2 separate regions of the Homo sapiens genome follow, and region 1 is linked to region 2. The links are chromatin loops, found by intact Hi-C in ENCODE. Cell type or tissue: heart right ventricle. All regions are shown on one strand. Links, peaks and the distances in the headings refer to the core of each region. The heading gives the core; the rest is flanking DNA. Region 1 overlaps FAM53B (family with sequence similarity 53 member B). Region 2 overlaps LHPP (phospholysine phosphohistidine inorganic pyrophosphate phosphatase).

Region 1 (5,368 bases), core at 303-5,302, 76 kb before region 2:
ACCCTCTTCCCCCAACTATAAGCAGCTCAAGGCCTGGTGGCTTGTGGCCCACCAGGTGCCCTGGGAGCAGGCACCGGGTGGTGAATTTACCCTGAGTCACATCTTCGTTGGAGCAAGGCCAGTTTTGCCCTTTCTTCCCGAGCAGGTGTGGAGGCCCCTGGCATGAGCAGGAAACACTAGAATGTTCCAGAGACCCAAGGGACCAGCCTTTTCTGGGGGCAGATGCCATGTACAGATGGGCATCTCCAACCTCTGGATGCCCTGTGTCTCTCTGAGGATGGGGCGGTGGTCAGAAAGGGCCCTGTCTTCCTAGCCTGCTGGCCGCTCCAGGAGCCGCCCAGCGTGCACCGCTGTGCCTCATCTTCTGAGCCTTCCATCCTCACTGCTCCTGGGGGCAGCCCTGTGGGGGAAATCACGTTTTTAATTAGCCTGGTTCGGGATGGCGGCTCTAAAGCTCCGGGCCGTGAATGCAGCCTCTTCGCCTTTGGAATCCGCTGCCAGTGGACACAATGTAGCTGTAGGAATGAAAACAAGAGAGAGAAAGGCCCACAGGCTCAGATTTTTAATTGGCACTGTCCTCCCAGCCCTGCACCCCCCCGCTGGCCCTCCCGGGGCTCTGTTTGGGCGGCCGGGCCCGGGCGACGAGTGATGGAGGCTTTCACAGCTTCAGACTGATTTAAGTGGACCTGTATAGATTCCTGCAGCCACGCTGAAAGAGCCAGGCGCAATCACCGCGCCGAGAAACCCTGGGAAATTTATCAGCCACCTGCGCGTCGTGAATAGGGAGAACTGCTGAGGGCCCTGCCGAGCCGCCTGGGCTTCAATGGCCCCACAGCCCAGCCTCACAGAAGAGATTTTTCTAAAGCTGCAATTAATTTTTTTCCCCTCAATCAATTGGAAGTTGCTTTCTTGCTTTCAGCTGGGTGAGTGTGATCCTTGATTCTGTGATTCTCCCTTAACCTGAGCGTTCCAACAATTGACGTTTCTCTCCAGAGACAGACAGCTTTATTTCCTGTCGGCCATCTAGGAAGAGACATTTTTGTTTGTGTTTTGTGTGTCCTTTTCGTGCTCTTTCTTTTCTTTCTTTAAGATCATCTCAAGCTAACAGTGAGAAAAAAGGCATATGTGAGCGATTCTGCCTCGACAGGTCCCACGATACCGTCAGGAATGTCCGTTTTTCTTGCTTTCATGAAAACACTGTGGGGTCTTACTTAGAGGAGACAGTGGTAGAGATGAAAGAAGGAAGGAGAGGAGTGCATGTAATGCGGAAAGGAGAAAGGCAGTCTTGCCGGACTGCCAGAGAGCCGTGTGCTGCAGCTTCAAGAGGTTTCTCCTAGACCGACCTCCACCCTGCAGGAACAGTTATGGGGACAATTCTTGGCTCCTATTTAATTTTACAATGAGAACCAATTCCACTGCATAAGAAGAGAAGGCCACCCTTTCTGCCTGGAGTCACTGTCTGAAAGCTTCTGTGATCGGCAGTTGCACGTGCCCCTGTGTCTCGGGGATCCTGACTCACGGGGATTTCAGGTTCCGTGTTCACTCAGGGACATTGCTGCCGAAGGATGGCAACCATTCTGGCTGCTGTGGCAGAGCGGGACACCTGCAAGCCAGCCTGAGCACCCATCTGCCTGTTGGGCCACCGGGCAGCTTCTGCAGATGGGAGTCATCAGGCTTGAGAAGGTGACATCTGGGCTATGCCGGGCTGCCCTTCTGTTTTGGTAGAGTCACTGCCTTCACTGCCCCACCCTTGAAACTGGCTTGCTTTTGTCACAACCACCGGAGAGGCGTTGGTGTGAGAGTGAGACCCGTCACTGTGGACGTGTTCACACGCATGGCGCTCTGGCTGTCCTCTCCTTCCCTGGAGCCCGTGCCTTTGTTAAGATCTCTAGGACCTGCTGGCATGGCAGCTTGCCCGTAAAGCCTCTCAGCAGGGAGGGCTACTGTTCTTGAGGGTGAGAGACAGAAGTGGCCGCCCTGTGGTCTGAGCCTGCCCGGCACAGCCACTGACTGCACTTGTGGTGACTGTCAGTTAGGGCTCCGATGGCTTATTCTTCCTCGAGGAACACTCACGTTCTCAGGGTGGGCATGTATGCACACGTGTATGCACGCACGCCATTTGTTCAGTTGTGTACCTGCTTTAGGCTTCCGGCTCTCCAGCTGGGTGACCTTAGCAGGTTCCTCAGCCTCTCTAGGCCTCTGTTTCCTCAACTATAAAATAGTATCACTGGCACAGGCCTCCTGGGGGTTCTGGAGGAACCAGCGAGTCGCGGTGTGCCAAGTTCCTTTCGCAGTGCCCAGCACATAGTTAGGATCTAGTTCATGGGACCTGTAAGTCTTATCAGTGCTTGCCGTCTTAATAAGACCCACCTGTTGACACCTGGGACCGAGGGTCAAGAAGGGGCTCCTCTCCTCTCTGGCTCCCAAGGAAGGGGCCTCTTGCAGGCACAGTGGATCCAGTGTGTTGGGGGTGGGTGGTGCTTTTCCCCTAAGGCCATGGTGGTTGCTCCCTCGAGGATTTTAGAATCTTATCTCTGAGTTCCCCGTGACTCTCGGCTCCTGTTTTCTAGTGAACATGGGCCTCAGTGATGACACATGGTTGTCTGGCAGTTCCTTTTTGTGGTAGCCACTTGCTGATAGAAGGAGAGGCACCTCCCCAGTGGGTTCTGTGCTTTCTCTGAAGCACCAGATGTTGGTGCCAGGACAGAGTTGGCTCATCTCCTAACTTGGGCTGAGCCAGTGATGGTCTCAGCCAGAGGCTGGGGCCCTGTCCTGAAGCTGGTCTTGGGGTAGTGTTCTCACTATTCCACCACAGCTCACACTTCCCATCTGCACTGGAAGGGTTACTGGGGGCTCAGAGTTAAACTGGCCCCAGCATTATTGGTCACTGTAGAAACTGCAACATGTTGAAGTGAATCCAACATATCGAGGAAGAGGTATGTGTGTGACGTGTGAGCATTTACCTTTAAGGGAAGGAACTGGATGAGAGCCAGTCGGGGTCCGTTGGAGGCTGCCCGGGACTCTGGACAGCCCCTGAGGGTGTCTGCTCTGGGCACTGTGCTGGTTTCTTCCTGTTTTGTCTTACTGGTTTTGTCTTCTGGGTGCTTTCAGCCTCTCCCACACACATCATTTGTCACCTAGGCGGGGTATGCTCCAGAGGAAAGTAAAATACCCACAGCCTTTGTCCCTTCCTCCCATCTGGCTGAGGGCTCTTCCTAGTGTGGGGTCAGCGGGGCGTGCCCTCTGCGGCCTTTGCCGGGCTGTTGCCTCACTCTGCTCTGCCGCAGCGGGGGCTGTCTTTTTCCTCCTCCTCTCTTCCTGCGCTCGGGGCTGTATTGCATGGTGGTCAGCGCCTGATCCCGGATTCAGACTGCTGGCACCTAGATCCTCCCCACTCACTCCCTGTGTGGCCTCACCAAACCTCTGATGACAGTAGCGCCCCCTCCCAAGGTTGAGGTGAGGGTTTAGTGGGGCGATCCCATGGAGCTCAGGGTAAATTCTTAGTAAACATTAGCTCTGCCATCATTCGAGGCTCTGCAGCTGCTAGGACACCAGAACGAACCTCCAGAAATGCCCTGCCTTTGTTCCCAGGACAAGACAAGATTCTAGGGGATGACGGACTGGTGGGATTCATGGCATCTCCACCTTTGGGTTGGTTTTCTGCACAGGAAGAAACACATGGATTTAAGAATGATTTAGGGTGGCTCCAAGCCCTGCACATTCTTCAGGGGCCATCTTGGTGTGCCCCCTACTCCCCTTGTTATCCCAGCCACTGCCTGCCCTTTTCTGGGCCAAGGCTTGGCTGCTCAGGAACACGATCCCTCCCCAACCTGCCGCGCAGAGCTGTGCAGGCTGAGGGTGCTGGCCGGAGAGGTGTGGAGGGCCTGAGGCTGTGCTGCTCCTCACACTCGCAGACAAGCCCACGGGGTGCACCTGAGAATGCACCTGTAGCAAGGTGCAGCCGTCAGGGCTCCCTGAATTGCCTTCTTTGCTGCTCCAGTTGGTGTGGTGGCTCTGCCCAAGGGCTTTCAGCCTTGTAGTTGGGAATTTTTACCAAGCAGCAGGCAAGGCTTGCTGGGGGTTCCTAGGGGTAGAAAGTGATTTTCTGCCATCCTGAATTCTGGTATTTTATGGTAGCAGTGAGGTGCAGCGTGGTGGTTAAGGGTGGGTGCAGGCTTTGAACAGACAGATCTGGATTTGAACCTGGCCCTGCCACTGCCTCTCGGTGGGAGTTTGCCCAAACCAACCTCTGTCTCTCCAGGTGTAAAAGGAGGCTGGCAGAGCCTGTCCCTTGTGCCTGGATGATGAGCTGATGGAGGTGAGAGGTCCCCCCATGCCCGCCCCAGGCATCTGTCTCCAGCACTTTCACTCAGACGCAGCTAGGCACTCTGGGATGCGGGCGCTGTGTTTGTATATTCTGCCAAGCATTTAAACAGTAATGAACAAAAGGGGAAAATATAGAAAGGGGGGGAAAAGCCTATCAGAAAATTCATAGTTATGTTGAGGTGTGTCCCTGGGAAAGTCAAAAGAACAGAGACCCACCCCGGCCAACCCTTCTGGAGCCTGAGTTGGGCCTCTGAGTGGGAGCCCCACCTGCCAAGCACCCTGGGCCTTGAGCTGGGTCTTCCCAGGACCCCTTCTGATCCAGCCTGCACAGCTGCCTCGAGAGGTCTGCCTCGTGATGCCCACCATGACCCGCCCAAGGCCACTCAGCTAGACAGAGCAGATTTTCTATTTCTGTGTCTGTTTGGTGGCAAACAGCATGCCCCGGGCTGCATGCCCACTGCTGAGGATGGGCCCTGTCCTCAGCCCTCTTGGGGATCTCCTGGCACCTCCAGTACTCTTTAAGGAAACATTTCCTGAGTGCCTGAACCTGGCACAGAATCCTGACCTCCTGCTGGGGTGGGTCTGGCCCGGTCCTGGTAGAAAATACAGAACCCAACCCCCCATGGCCCACCTCTGAATCCCTGTGGTCCAGAAGCCCTGAACTAGGGGCTCCCTGTCAGGTGTCACATTGGGTTAGAGAGACGGGACTTATATGGGCAAGAGGCTGAGCCACCCCAGGAAGGGTCCCTGGTGGGTAAGTCTGGGGTGAGTCTCCCCACATCTCCACCCAATAGCTAAGCCAGTATTTGGTTTGCCTCCAGGTGAGAAAAGCCTTAGCAAATGCAGTCTCCAGCAGGTCCTGTGGGGCTCAGGGAACACCAGGGCCCTACATATACTTTGTCCCCACCACTCACTTCTGGCGCTGCAGGTGGGGCCAGCTGAGCCCAGAGGAGCAGAATGTGCCCAGGAATGTCCTTCCACACCCACCACCAGCGGGCATGTCCATGGCCAGCTGCCCTGCTGGACGTGCTGGGATGTGCTG
Region 2 (5,368 bases), core at 215-5,214:
CAAAGGAGCGAACAAAACTGTCCCGGGGGCAGAGGCCGGGGAATGGTCACCCCGGGGATGGGGGTTGCAGGCAAAGGGCAAGAAGAGGGTGGGAAATGTCCTGCTTCTCGATCCGGAGCTGGTTTCAGGGATGTATTTCACTCCATGAAAGTATATCAAATTGTACCCTTATGATATGCACACGGCTCCGTAGGTATGTTATTCTTCAATAAAATTAAAGAAATAAGAACCAGCCGGGCATGGTGGCTCACACCTGTTATCCCAGCACTTTGGGAGGCTGAGGCGGGCGGATCACGAGGTCGAGAGATGGAGACCATCCTAGCCAACACGGTGAAACCCCGTCTCTACTGAAAAATACAAAAAATTAGCCGGGCGTGGTGGCACGCGCCTGTAGTCCCCCCCTACTAAGGAGGCTGAGGCAGGAGAATCGCTTGAACCCGGGAGGCGGAGGTTGCAGTGAGCCGAGATCGCGCCACTGCACTCCAGCCTGGCGACAGAGCGAGACTCCATCTTAAAAAGGAAAGAAAGAAAAAAGAACCGTGGAATATTATATAGCTATTAAGACCATGCATTAGAGCAGATCACAGTGAGCCCTCGTGTCTGTGCACTCGTGTGTGCACGTGGGTACAGTGTGTGCATGCATGCGCATGTGTGTCCATGTGTTTGTGCGTTGCATGCGCGTGCACATGTGTAAGTACATGAGTGTGCATGTGTGTGCATATGCGTGTCTAACCGAGGAGAGTAACAGCTCAGTCGACCATAGATCACAAGCCACAGCTGGGAACACAAGTGGCCGCTGCGGCTGGCTGGGCTGCTGACCAGCAGTGCCGCCCCTTGTCAAGCCAGAGCGTTGCCCTGTGGTTACTCGGGGATATTAAGAACTCCAATAGCCCACAAAGGACGTCTTCAGTCATAACACCAGTTACTATCTATTAAACATTGCTATGAGCCGGGCGGCCAGACAAGAACCTCACTTACGTTTTCTACTCTCTTATTTATTCCCACTCATGAGTGGAGGGGGCCGAGGCTGAGAGAGGCAGCCAGGGGCGCGTGGAGGGCAGGCAGCGGCTGAGCGGGATATGATGCCCGCAGCCCTGGTCGGCCCGGGCGTGCACTCGCTCCCTGGTTGTGTCTTCTCTCTGATTTAGTAGACACTCATCAGTTTGCTCTGCCCAGGCCTGTGGACACAGGTGACCACGGCAAGGCCTGCCCACCTGGAGCTTCCAGTCCACTGCAGGGACAGGTCCTGACACAATCACAGCAGAGGTCTGGATGAAGGGCTGGGGCATCCCAAGGATGGGGCTGCAAGGGCAAGAGCCCGTCTCTGAGCTCGTGGAGTTCTGGGAGCCCCCTCAGCTGGCCTGCACCCCTCTCCTCAGGCCACCTGGACCCCCGCCCTCCCTCTCCACCGGGAGCTCTGCAGGCTGAGCAGGGCCTGCCTCTGTGGGGTCCCAGTGCCTGGAGATGTCATCTGGAGGAGAGCTGGATGGGAGCGGGTGTGGGGCTCCTGAGGGACCATTTCTCTTCTGCACCCCTGCTCACAGGGATGTGCGACCAGCACGGCTAGAAATGGGGCCTGACCTTGGGAGGGAGGCTTCTGCCCCTGGACAAAGTGCAGGGAAATCCAACAGAATCCCAAATGGCCCTCCAGCCCTGGCTGCCCCCTCAGACTCTCAGCCTCCTCCCTCTGTCTCAGGTGCCCCCGACCTCCCACCACACAGCCTCACAGTGGCCAGGCCAAGTGTCTGCTGCGACTCCATCCATCAGTCCTGCACAAAAGACCCCAAAAGGCAGACGTGTGCTGGTAACTGGCTCTCCGGGATGGGGTAGGGGTGCTGGGTCCGTGCATTTGCCAACTTCCATGGTGTAAATACTTCCACCGTGGCCAATTTCAAGCTACAGAAGAGAGCTGGCAAAAGACATCACAACTGACTCCTGCCAGTGGGTCCAAGCAGGCTCCAACACCCCAAGGCCTAAATCACAGGCACCCACAAGTTGCTTGAGGCCATGGCTTGGTGACAGTGCAGAGGACACCAGAGGAGGCTGGGCAGAAGCTGCAGGAGTGGCTGGCACCTGCAGTCTCCCTGCCCAGCGCTCCCAGGGGACAAGTAAGCAGAGTGTGTCCCCCAGGGGGGAAAGGACAACCCCTCCTGAAAGTGAGTCTCCCAGGGGTCCCATGATGCCAACCAGACTCCTGCAATCAGGAAGGCGCCAAGAATCTGGAGAGCCCATAACCACACGCCCGGTCTCCAGGACCTGGCCCACTTCAAGTAACTGGAGAAGGTGATGCTGGGAGGCCAGGCTGGGCTGGAACCACCGGGCTCTGCCACACCTGTCCCTGCTCTTGCTGCCGCCGGAGTGGCATGGCAACTGCCCACAACAAACATTGCCAGGCAGCCAAGCCTGGCCTTGCGGGCCACCCAGGGGTACGGCGACGGCTCCAGGCCCACCTCGGCAAAGGCCCTCTGCGGACTGCAGGGGGCACTCTCCGCTCTGCTTTCTTGGTCTTCTCCAGTTTCTGAGGGTGTCAACCCTGGATTTCTCCTTAGCTCCTGCAGTGACACCCCTTCCCCCTCCTGTCCCCACTGCTGTAACCCGACGCCGGGCTGGAGCAGGGCGGATCCACAGGGCCCTCGCCAGCCTTCCCCCTGCCTTCCTGTGACCTTGAGAAAGGCCAAAGCGGTCTCCAGGTCCCCAGCTGCATGTTGGGACGATGGGAACATGGCTTCTTCCGCCTGTGCCAAGAAGTGATACCAGAAAAGACCTGGAAATTCTTGGACGACAGTGGCCGCCTGGGGCGCACGGCGTGGGGTAGCATTCCTTTCTTGTCAGGCTCCGTCCTGAACAATGTCCTCCCCAGTGCGTCCCTTAAGGGCACAGGGTCAGAGTGATATGCTAGGCTGCACAGCTATTGATTTAAAAATAGTGTCCTTTCTAAAATTAGACATCAAATCTGGAACCCCAGCTCCATGGATCCTCCTCTCCCCAAACTAAACCTAATCCTCAACATAAACTGCCACAGAGGCTCACAAGTGAATTCTTGGGGACTATGGCCTGCACGGAGAGCCTGAAGACACCTGTCTGTATTTCTCGACCCTCAGTAAGGGATGGCAAAGGAGACCAGCTCTTCCTTCTGCAAGAACAAGCTAGCGAGCAGCAAGCAACAAACAACAAACAAAACCCCCTACTGCAACCAAAAAATTATTTCCAAGCAGGGGAGGTGCCCTTCTCATGCGTGCTTCTCAGCTTTTGCAGAAGCTCAGGTTGCTGTGGGGAGGGGAGCTTCGGCGAGTGAAGCCCCTTGAGTACCTCAGGGGGGCCTCACTTATTGCCGGGCGTCGTGTTTGCAAACATCAGAGCAGAATGCATAAAGATGCATGGAGCCTCACACAGAGCGCTTGCTGGACAAGGACACCTCGTTCCCTCCCACTCTTCCTCCAAGTCCCCAAAGTCCACTGTATCATTCTCATGCCTTTGCGTCTTCATAGCTTAGCTCCCACATATCAGTGAGAACATAAGATGTTTGGTTTTCCATTCCTGAGTTACTTCACTTAGAATAATAGTCTCCAATCTCATCCAGATCATTGCAAATGCTGTTAATTCATTTAAATATATGGTATAACTTTTCCATCCTAAAAATGTAATATAACCATGCCACACATTGGACTTAGAGATAGGAGGAAAAACTCTCCATAATTCCACGGCACAGTGCACTGTCCCCAGCCCAGACTCAACATCCTACCCTGAGACTGCCTCCTTACACATCCGTCTCTCACTGGGGAACCAGGAGCTTATGCTCCGAATACTCATGCCTAGCAGGGGCTCTGTTCATATCTGTAGGAAGGACGTCAGGAGACTGATGTTCAGACAGACCGCTAAATGACAATCCGAGGCTGGGCACGGTGGGGCACACCTGTAATCCCAGCACTTTGAGAGGCTGAAGTGGGAGGATCACTTGAGCCCAGGAGTTCAAGACCAGCCTGGGCACCACAGTGAGACTCGTCTCTATAAAAAAAAAAATTGGCCGGGCGCGGTGGCTCACGCCTGCAATCCCAGCACTTTGGGAGGCCAAGGTGGGCAGATCACGAGATCAGGAGATTGAGACCATCTTGGGTAACATGGTGAAACCCTGTCTCTACTAAAAATACAAAAAATTAGCTGGGTGTGGTGCTGCGTGCCTGTAGTCCCAGCTACTCGGGAGGCTGAAGCAGGAGAATCACTTGAACCTGGGAGGTGGAGGTTGCAATGAGCCAAGATCGCGCCACTGCACTCCAGCCTGGGTGACAGAGCGAGACTCCGTCTCAAAAAAAAAAAAAAAATTTTTTTTTAAATCAGCTGGGTGCTTCAATGTGCACCTGTAGGTCCAGCCACTCAGGAGGCTGAGGTGGGAGGATCGCTTGAGCCCAGGAGTTCGAAGTTGCAGTGAGCCACGATCATACCACTGCACTCCAGCCTGGGTGACAGAGCATTCCATCTCTTAAAAAAAAAAGTGTTAAATATAAAAAGTAAATGATGAACCATTCCAACTCCCCACTGCCATCCCACTGCAAAAGCATCTGTCTGGCTGTGCAGCTCCTGGTCTCTTTCTCCCAGCGGCATGCTTGTCCCAGAGTTGTCATTGTTCTGAACCAAGAACGCCTGTCATCAGCTCCTGCCACTTATCATAGGCATTCTGGGTTGCTAGGTACAAAGGCTTTTCTTTTTCTTGTTCAATTGTTGCTTTAGTAAACTTTTAATTTGGGGCTAATTGGAGATTCACATGCAGTTGTAAGAACGCCACTGACTCAGTTTCTCTTAACAGTAATATATTGCAAAACTATAGAACAATATCAAAGTCAACAATTGACATTGATACAGTGAAATAAAGAAGCTTTCCATCACCACCAGGACCCCTCAGGCTGCTCTTTATAGCCACGCCCACTGCCCTCCTGCCCCGCCCCACCCCATCCAACAGTATCTGTTTTGCATGATAGAATTTTGTCATTTTGAGGATGTTCTATACATGGAATCAGAAAGTACATAACCTTTTGGGATAGGCTTTTTTCACTGGGAGTCCATCCAAGTCATTGTGAGTATCAAATTTGTTTCTTTTTTCTGCAGGATCTGGATTTTATGCAAAAAAAAAAAAAAAGAAAAAGAGAGAGAGAGATTGTTTCTTTTTATTGCTGAGTACTATTGCATGACATGGATGTAGTTCCTCTCGTCACCCACTGAAGGACACCTGGATTGCTTCTAGTTTGGGGCTATTATCAATAAAACTGCAACGAACATTTGTGTATAGGTTTTTGTGTAAATTATAATTTTTCATTTCTCTGATAACTGCCCAGGAGTACCATGGCTGAGTCATGTGACAGTTTTACATTTAGAG

The links. Hi-C counts contacts between places; a loop is a spot of excess contacts. Peaks named below come from ENCODE experiments on the same cell type or tissue, not always from the same donor. Only the 100,000 strongest peaks of a DNase experiment are listed, where the experiment ranks them.
Region 1: a loop joins it to region 2, with 2.5 times the contacts of the local background. A loop is called at or near these places in 1 of 110 quality-filtered maps.

The regions. Positions count from the first base shown.
Region 1 is chr10:124,638,779-124,644,146 of GRCh38, reverse strand. The region is part of intron 4 of FAM53B (family with sequence similarity 53 member B); the gene reads left to right. Among named protein-coding and RNA genes, the nearest start is that of FAM53B-AS1, 63 kb to the left of the region's middle. RefSeq lists enhancers at 1,320-2,057, 2,855-2,904, 3,536-4,275. In heart right ventricle, for the core only: no CTCF peak of the experiment used is centred there; DNase peaks (open chromatin) are centred at 1,859, 2,676 and 3,027; H3K4me3 peaks cover 745 bases; H3K27ac peaks cover 5,000 bases.
Region 2 is chr10:124,563,077-124,568,444 of GRCh38, reverse strand. All of the region lies in intron 6 of LHPP (phospholysine phosphohistidine inorganic pyrophosphate phosphatase), which reads right to left. Among named protein-coding and RNA genes, the nearest start is that of LHPP, 100 kb to the right of the region's middle. RefSeq lists enhancers at 803-972, 1,496-2,073. In heart right ventricle, for the core only: CTCF peaks have their summits at 2,258 and 2,458 (motif pointing right); no DNase peak of the experiment used is centred there.